2 separate regions of the Homo sapiens genome follow, and region 1 is linked to region 2. A link is an interaction called in ENCODE POLR2A ChIA-PET data of the cell type or tissue named here. Cell type or tissue: GM12878. All regions are shown on one strand. Links, peaks and the distances in the headings refer to the core of each region. The heading gives the core; the rest is flanking DNA.

Region 1 (4,381 bases), core at 156-4,155, 64 kb after region 2:
CTTCCACCCCCCACTTCCTCCTTTCCCCCTTATCCTGGGCCCAGAAGGATGTCGGAGTATCTAAGCTAAGGGTGGGGGAAGACGCTGGGGCGGGAGACGGGTCAGAACCTTTCCCCCAACTCCACCAGGCCAGGACCAGCCCCCTCCCCCAGCCTCTCGTAGACTGGTATATAATATTCATGAGCCTCATGAATACGCAATGTTCTAATTATGGGGCGGGGGTCTCACTCCGCTCTGCCTCCCGCTTTACCACTCCCTAAATTACCCGGAGCAGCGGCAGCCTGGGAAAGAGGGGAAGAGGGGAAGAGGGGACCCCAGATGTGGAGCCAGATGAAGGGGGAGGGGGAACCGGTCGCTGACGGGCGGCCGCAGTCACCGCGGTGCCGGGAGATGGTGGAGGGGGGCGGTGGGTGACCCACAGAGAGGAACCCAGGAGCCGGGAGCCTGGAGTCGCAGAGACCACTCACCGAGGATCATGCTGGGGACCCAGGCGCCCGGGGTTCCGCGTCGCTCTGTCCCGGGGGCCGTTCTGGCCGGGCTGGGGGTACGGGGGGAGGAGCCGGGGAGGAGCAGAGGCCGGCCGAGGCGGAGCGGGGGCGGGGCCCTCAGCAGGTGAAGACGGGAGGAGGGGACCCGGGCACTCAGGGCTCCGCGAGGGGGCGTCCTGGCCCCTCCCGCTTCCTCCCGCCCTTCTTCTTGCTGCCTGCTGGCCTCCTGGGTTTACGGTGTCACTGCGGCCAGGGCTGGGGGAACAGGACGTCTAGAAGACGGTGTGAGGTGATGGACGAAGCTGGAAACTAGGATGCCTGGGTTCCCGGGAAGGGCTGAGTCTGAGGGCGGGAAGTCTGGTGCTGGGCTGATATGGGGTGGGCAGGGGAGTGGGGGGGGGAGGGGGGCGGGGGTGCCTAAGTACTCTGGGAGGCGATGGGCCTTGGGTTGGGTAGGATACCTAGGTTCCCTCCAGAGTAATGGACTGAGCAGGGGGCAGGGGAAGTGCAGCAGAAATTGTATGGGTCCTAGTTTGTTGTTCTGGCTTTGGAGCAGGATGCCTGGGGGCTGGGCCTCTGAGGTGAAATGGGATGTTGAAGATGGATCCCAGGTTGAGTTCTGGCTGGGGTCTGAATGCCTGGGTCCTTAGGGAAGGTCTCAGCGAGGAGATTGCAATCAATGGACCTGAGGAGATGGAAATAGAAGCTTGTAACCGAGATCATTAGGGCAACTGGAAGATGACAGAAAATTCAGAACTGAGGCACCTTGTAGAGATGACCTGGATTAGGGTGGGGTGGCATCAGGGAGCATCTATCCAGGGCTAAATCAGCGGCATTCCCCACTAAGGCGAGCTTCGGTCGAGGAGGACTGGTGGGGGGGCATTTCGTGAGGTGGAGGGGAAGATGGAGGGTAGGACAAAATGTATGAGCAGGGGAGAATGTCAGGAGGGAGAGGAAGTACAGGCCACTTGGAGGTATTCTTTTCTTCTTTTTTCTTTTTTCTTCTTTTTTGAGACCCAAGTCTTGCTCTGTCGCCAGGCTGGAGTGCAGTGGCACGATCTCAGCTCACTGCAACCTCTGCCTCCCGGGTTCAAGCATTCTCCTGCCTCAGCCTCCCGAGTAGCTGGGATTACAGGTGCCCGCCACCACGCCTGGCTAATTTTTGTAGTTTTAGTAGAGACAGGATTTCACTATGTTGGCCAGGCTGGTCTCGAACGCCTGACCTCAGGTGATCCGCCTGCCTCGCTCTCTCAAAGTGCTGGGATTACTGGCGTAAGCCACCGCACGCAGCCCACTCAGAGGTATTCTTAAGGGACCCCAGTACAAGGTAGGAGTCTTGGAGAATGCAGATGTCTGGGGGAGATGGAGGCTGGATCTGTCTGTACTTGTCTCAAGAGGGAGGGTGGCAGCCAGATTTCCCAGAATGCCACACAGCCAGCTTCAGGCCAACCCCAATCAGAGGAAAAGTGGGTGGGAACTGGAACGTTTGAGGTTTAGGGAGGTAGAAGCTGAGGGGAAGAAGTTGGTGAAAGGGTGGTGGGACTGAAGTTTCGGAATGGTTTAGGAAGGGGAAAGAGACTGACATTCCTGGGTTCTGGAGGGAAATTGGGACTGGATGGTCAATTAAGGTGCAGGAAGTTTGAGTTTCTGTTTCTGGGTCCCAGCAATCTCTTGCCCTCACGCCAGTAATCTGGTTTGAAGAAAAGACCTGTTTCTGTACCTGCCAAGACACTCCAGCTCAAGGGAGAGAATGCTGGGAGTGCCAATGCCTTAGTCTCATTCTGATTCAGTGGGGCAGAGATCTCAGGGGATTGGCCTTGGGAGAGGATATGGGGTTTCTGGGTCCATCAGAGGAGGTCCTCCTGCTCTGGGTCTGACCTACCACCATGCTGGTCAACTCCAGTATGAAAAACCCTTGCTTCTCCTTAGACCCTGCACCTCCTTTCCTCTTCCCATTCTTTCTCCTCCTGGGTGGACTCAGAGACTAAACAAGAGCCATCATCAGGCATGGTCGATTGGTTTTAGAGACCCCTTTGCGCTCAGCTGTTGTCCACCCTGCCACACTGCCCCAGGGACTCTGGGTTAGGAAGATCTCAGAAGAGGGGTTGCTTAAGCTTACCAAGGGGAAGCAGCTGGCTAGAGGACGGGGTGACCTTGCAGGCAGCTGGGGTGGGGGGAAGGTGTGTGGGGTGAATTCATTATTGATGAGCCCTGCACCCCGGGCTACTAATGAGCCCAGGCCGGCTGCTCTAATTGATGTCAAGAAACTTGAGACCCCCAGATCAGCTTCCCGCCTGCCAGCTGCCTCTCCTGAGCCCCCTCCCCCTCCCTGCACCCCCAGCTGCTCTGTTCACTTCCTAAGGCCTCCTTTCCTTCTCCTTTTCATCTCCACCAACACAGACAAGGATAGGGCTCAGGCCTTCTAGCCCCCCTACACTTAAATTCGTCTGGATTATTCAAGTCTCAAGGTGGGAGCCACACTTCCTTCGGAGGGTTGGGAGATTTGGGAGAAGAAACTTAGACCAGGAGTCTGAGAATTAGAGCTCAGGGAAAGAGAGGCTCATACTAGATTACATCTGTGGCATTTCTGAGCTCAAGGAATTTCTTCCTTATATTGTGCATCCACGGGTAAGAACTTGTCACTCTCTCAAAAGTACAGGCCCTACACAGTGACACACCCATGACACCAGCCCAATTTTCACAGCCCACTTCCCTTCCTTATTTCCTCCTCACAACAGTGGAAGACATTTTAGGTCTGGCCCCTGGAGTTTGGCTGCTTCTACCCCCACCTCTCTCCCAAGAAGGGGACTCCTCTTAATGTATCAGGTATGGGATTTCCTCCCTCTAGAATTTCTGGTGCCTTGTTATGCCACGGCTGCCATTCTTAGAAATGCTAGGGGGTTCTTTGTCTCATCCTGTCTCTTCTACCCCATCAGCCCCTTTTCATTTGTGGGTTCTGTGAAGACATTCCTGACTCAGAGCATTCTAAGAAGTCACAGACTGGAGTGTGGTCCAGGGTTGGTCTCCCAGGAGGGATATTTTTAGGTGATGCAGGCCCTGCTAGGCAGAAGCCTGAGTTAATGAGAATAGTCCTGGTGATGGGGGAAGAGGGTGAGGTGGACCTCATACCCTACCTTCCCAAATTTCCCATAAATTTGTGGCTATGCTGCCCTCTGGTGGCTGAATTTTAGTCTATCCTGACAGGGACATCTTTGTCTCCAACAACCGCAATTGCTCTCCCTCTTGCTGCCCGTTAGGACAGGCCTTGAGGAGAAAAGAGAACCCTGAGGGTCCCTCACTTTGCGAGATTTATCTTCAAAGATCTGAACCCTGTGGCATGTTGGTTAAGAATTCGGGCTTTCCCAGCCAGATAAGGCTGAGTTTCACTCTGTTCTGCCACTCACTGTGTGACTTTGCACAAGTTATGTAACCTCTCTGGGCCTCAGTTTCTCTTTGTGTAAATGGGATAAATAGTACCAACCTCACAGAACTCTGTGAGAAATTAAATGTGATAATGTATGCAAACTAACACCCCCTACCAGCACACAGTAGCAATGAAAACAAAGCAATACAAAAACCTAACTGGGCTTTCTTCTAATTTAGTTCCGTGGCTTTTTCCTCTCAACTCATTTCATTATTCTGATTTAGGGAAGCCTGGTAAATTTTCTGAACCATCCTCCCCCACCTCCACCTTGGACCTCCCCCTTTGCATTCTGCTCTAATCCTCAAACCCAAAGAGAAGAGGTTCCTTTCCCTTCTCCCTTGGGAGTGTTGGGGACCAGGTCTGATGGGGGATGAGGGAGGGGCAGAGGAGTCAAGCCCTGCTTTCTCTCCTTCCATCACCTCTTTCACCTAAGAAGGGAGCCTAGAACTAGTTTCACAGTTTCTGGGGG
Region 2 (4,381 bases), core at 188-4,187:
ATTCCTTATGTCGGTTGGTCAAATATAGGTAAAAAGCTTAAAATCTGAGTAGTTTTAAATATTTTCTGTACCAAGCAGTTAACAAGTATTCTTTTTTTTTTTTTTTTTTTTTTTTTTTTTTTTTTTTTGAGATAGAGTCTGGCTGTGTTGCCCAGGCTGGGGTGCAGTGGTGCAATCTTGGCTCACTGCAACCTCCGCCTCCCAGAATCAAGCAATTCTCATGCCTCAGCTTCCTGAGTAGCTGGGGTTACAGGCACGCGCCACCATGCCCAGCTAATTTTTGTATTTTTAGTAGAAACAGGGTTTCTCCATGTTTGCCAGGCTGGTCTAGTCTTGAACTCCTGACCTCAAGTGATCTGCCTGCCTTGGCCTCCCAAAGTGCTGGGATTACAGGTGTGAGTCACTGCACCCCGGCCAGTTAGCAAGTTTTTTTTTTTTTTTTTGGAAACAGAGTCTCGCTGTGTCACCCAGGCTGGAGTGCAGTGGTGTGATCTCACCTCACTGCAACCTCTGCCTCCTGGGTTGAAGCAATTTCTCCTGCCTCAGCCTCACGAGTAGCTGGGACTACAGGCACGTGCTGCCACACCTGGCTAACTTTTTTGTATTTTAGTAGAGACGGTTTCACTGTGTTGCCCAGGCTGGTCTTGAACTCTTGAGCTCAGGCAATCCACCTGCCTCAGCCTCCCAAAGTGCTAGGATTATAGGAGTGAGCCACCGTGCCCGGCAGCAAGTATTCTTAATCAAGAGGTTGAGTGCAGTGGCTCATGCCTGTAATCCCAGCACTGTAAGAGGCTGAGGCAGGAGGATCGCTTGAGCCTGGGAGTTTGAGGCTGCAGTGAGCTATGATTGTGCCACTGCACTCCAGCATGGGTGACAAAGCCAGACCCTGTCTCTAAAAAAATAAGAATAAAAAACCTCCCCCTAAACCCAATTAGCAGACTAGGATAGATTCTAGGGAATTGGTTTTTTTGGAAGTTTTTAGACTTACCTATATATGTTTAGAAGGGAGCCTGCTTAAAGGTAAAGGAATGAGGAAGATAATAATTGGGGAGCCCTTTTAACAATGGGCCTGTGTGTAGTGGGTAAGCTGGGGGAGTTATATGTGAAAGTATCTCTGTCGGGCGCAGTGCAGTGGCTCATGCCTGTAATCCTAGCACTTTGGGAGGCTGAGGTGGGCGGATCACTTGAGGTCAGGAGTTCGAAACCAGCCTGGCCAACATGGTGAAACCATGTCTCTACTAAAAATACAAAAAAAAATAGCTGGGCGTGGTGGCACGAGCCTATAGTCCCAACTACTCAGGAGGCTGAGGCAGGAGAATCACTTGAGCCAGGGAGGCAGAGGTTGCAGTGAGCCGAGATCGCGCCACTGCACTCCAGCCCAGGCGACAGTGTTAGACTCCATCTCAAAAAAAAAAAAAAGGCCGGGCACGGTGGCTCACGCCTGTAAATCCAGCACTTTGGGAGGCCGAGGTGGGCGGATCACGAGGTCAGGAGTTGGAGACCAGCCTGACCAACATGGTGAAACCCGGTCTCTGCTAAAAATACAAAACTTAGCTGGGCGTGGCCACGCCTGTAATCCCAGCTACTCAGGAAGCTGAGGCAAGAGAATCACTTGAACCTGGGAGGCAGAGGTCGCGGTGAGCCGAGATGCGCCACTGCACTCCAGCCTGGGTGACAGAGCAAGGCTCTGTCTCAGAAAAGTTAAAGAAAAAGAAAGTCTCTCTGTCACATTTCTCTTCCCTTAGTTCTCTGTCTCTGCTTCTTCAGTGAAGTCTGTTTCAGCCTGCTTCTTCCTTATTCTTTTGCTTTAATCTATGCCTAATAGGCTGCATTCACAGATCCCTGCTAACTTGATCAGGTAACCCTGGACTTTGCTTTTAAAACCACACTGGTTCTTTGTTATGGGAAACCTATGTAATGCGGTTAGGGACAATCTGATCAAAGCATATTCTTCTGTCCTTAACTCTACAAGGTACATACATAGCTGCAGGATGTCGAGAAAAAGGGACAGGTAAGCTACAGGGGGTCAAGAAGAACTGTTGATCAAAGTTTGCATTGATTGTGGAATTTCTAAATAACAGTAAGTTCCCTTCTTTTAGGTACTTTACAGTGGGTCACATGGTCACATTTCTTTCTTGAATTAAGTAATCCAGCTCTAGCTTTCAAGCAGATTTGTCTAATCTCTCTCAGGTCTCCTTAGGCTCTAAGGAAAGAGACCCTTTCATCTCTTTTAGTTCCCAATGCTTAATAATAGTGATCTCAGCCTGCATCTTTGGACTTGGCTTCTTCTCTCTTGCTGTATCTGCTGGTTCTCGCTTTTTGAGTTGTGAATGAAGAGGATCTCTGCAGATCACCATTCTCCATTAATAACCTGTGGAATCTTAAAGATAAGGATTTCCCCTTCCTCCTTCCTGCTTTACTTTTTTTCTTTAAAGCTGAATTACTCGGGCCGGGCTCGGTGGCTCACACCTGTAATCCTGAGGTGAGTGGATCACCTGAGGTCAGGAGTTCAAGACCAGCCTGACCAACATGGTGAAACCCGTCTCTGCTAAAAATACAAAAATTAGCTGGGCGTGGTGGCATGCGCTTGTAATCCCCAGCTACACGGGAGACTGAGGCAGGAGAATCGCTTGAACCTGGGAGGCGGAGGTTGCAGTGAGCCGAGGGCCATTGCACTCCAGCCTGGGCAAAAAGTGAAACTCTGTCTTAAAAAACAAACAAAACTGAATTCTGTATCGGTTTAGATCTTTAAATCTTTGTTCATAGGTTTTATTTTTCCTAATCCTCTCTGGATTCACTTTCAGAGTGCTTCTCCAGTGCTTTACAGACTAGACTTCTAATTCTGTACTTTGTCTTACCTTAATATTTTAAAACCATAACCAAATCCTAAATTCTAAGCCTCATTAAAAAATCAGGCCATCCAAAGTGCACAAGGATATGAGTATGTATGGAGGAGGAAACTATGCAGAATATGTCAATGACTTTAAAGGTTGATGTTGCTCCTTGGCCTTTGCTTCCTGAATCATCTTAATGGGGCTTTTGTTAAATTCCTTTGGCCCTAACAGTAGAGGTACTTGGCCTAAATGCCCCCCTCCCCCTGCTCTGGGCAAAGGTATCAATTACATTAAGCCCCTAAAGCACTCCCATCTCGTTCCTGGCAGTCCCCTGTGCCCCTCTCCCAGCTGCGTCCTTGCTGGTGCCTGGCCCCCTCCATTTTGTTAGGAGAAGCAATCTCCTCATTCCTGCGCTGTGGAGATATATTTCTCAGCTAGGGCGCGAGCAGTGCCAGCACTGCCCCCGGTGAGGTCCCTGGCAGCAATAAAAATTTTTATTGTGATTATGTTGGTGTCGGGGTGTCCATCTGGGTTATTGCACACCTAGTTTAATTGATTGAAGTTTAATTTATTGACACTTCAAATTAAATGATCAGAATAAACTGTGCTGTTACTCTGGCCAGCTTGTTTTAATGGTTGATTGCTGGAAGCAGACCTCGGCTTGAACTAAAACCCCCAAAGAGCAATTGACGCTGCTTCTAACTCTCCCCATGTCTTGCCCTCCAAGAAGACCTTGTTATAGATTTCCGACGTATTTATATATATTTTTTCCCTCTTCTTCACAGTGGTGGGAAAGAGTTGGTCCCTGGCAAGGTATAAATTATATCAAAGATCTAGGGGAGCTGTCACATGGTCAGAAGAGGAGGAGGGGGCCTCCATGTGAGGAAAACCAGACCCTTGAGAAGCCAGGTCTGCCTTGGGAGGCAGAGGATGAGTGCAATTATCCAGGTATTTGACGGAGCCTAGTGGCAGGTTTAGGGTCTTTTTTATCTAGATACTTGCTGCTGTTTCTTACTTTACTCCATTGACATGGCTTGATTAGAGTCTGGATGTTGACAAGAAAACAGGTTGTGGAAAGGGAAACTAGAGGAGCAAATCAGATGGAGCAGGGATAAAGAATCAGTACCTATGTACCCACTTGTGCTGGAGTAATTAGGAAGAGGAAAGGCAGAGTGCCCAGGGGACAGCTGATGAAGATGGATTCAGAGAATGAGTCCATGCACTTGTAAGATGCTTGTGCTGGCAAGGGCCCTCTCACATTCTGTCCCTCCTGTTTTTGGGCAGAATAGGTTTCCTTACATCAGATTATTAGGGGGATCTCTCCTGGCCTTACATTCCCTAGCCTGTGTCACCTCTTCTGGTGTTTGACCACACCCATCTCTTCAGGAAGTCCTTCCTGTTGTGTAATCTAAGTTATATATGCTGCAGATGAAGCCTGCTTTTTTATTTGGCTTTTTATTTTCACACTCTTTTTTTTTTTTTTTTTTTTTTTTGAGACAGAGTCTTGCTCTTGTTGCCCAGGCTAGAGTGCAATGGCATGATCTTGG

What was found. Peaks named below come from ENCODE experiments on the same cell type or tissue, not always from the same donor. Only the 100,000 strongest peaks of a DNase experiment are listed, where the experiment ranks them.
Region 1: POLR2A ChIA-PET joins it to region 2 with 9 read pairs; 5 of 35 experiments call an interaction of 5 or more read pairs at or near these places.

The regions. Positions count from the first base shown.
Region 1 is chr12:54,390,768-54,395,148 of GRCh38, forward strand. The region is part of intron 1 of GPR84-AS1 (GPR84, ZNF385A, ITGA5 and GTSF1 antisense RNA 1); the gene reads left to right. It also overlaps a transcript of ZNF385A not described here. Among named protein-coding and RNA genes, the nearest start is that of ZNF385A, 8.2 kb to the left of the region's middle. RefSeq lists silencers at 431-490, 531-740. In GM12878, for the core only: CTCF peaks have their summits at 659 (motif pointing right) and 3,667 (motif pointing left); no DNase peak of the experiment used is centred there; H3K4me3 peaks cover 698 bases.
Region 2 is chr12:54,326,871-54,331,251 of GRCh38, forward strand. The region is part of intron 1 of COPZ1 (coat protein complex I subunit zeta 1); the gene reads left to right. Among named protein-coding and RNA genes, the nearest start is that of COPZ1, 3.9 kb to the left of the region's middle. RefSeq lists enhancers at 2,321-3,011, 3,012-3,701. In GM12878, for the core only: no CTCF peak of the experiment used is centred there; no DNase peak of the experiment used is centred there; H3K27ac peaks cover 389 bases.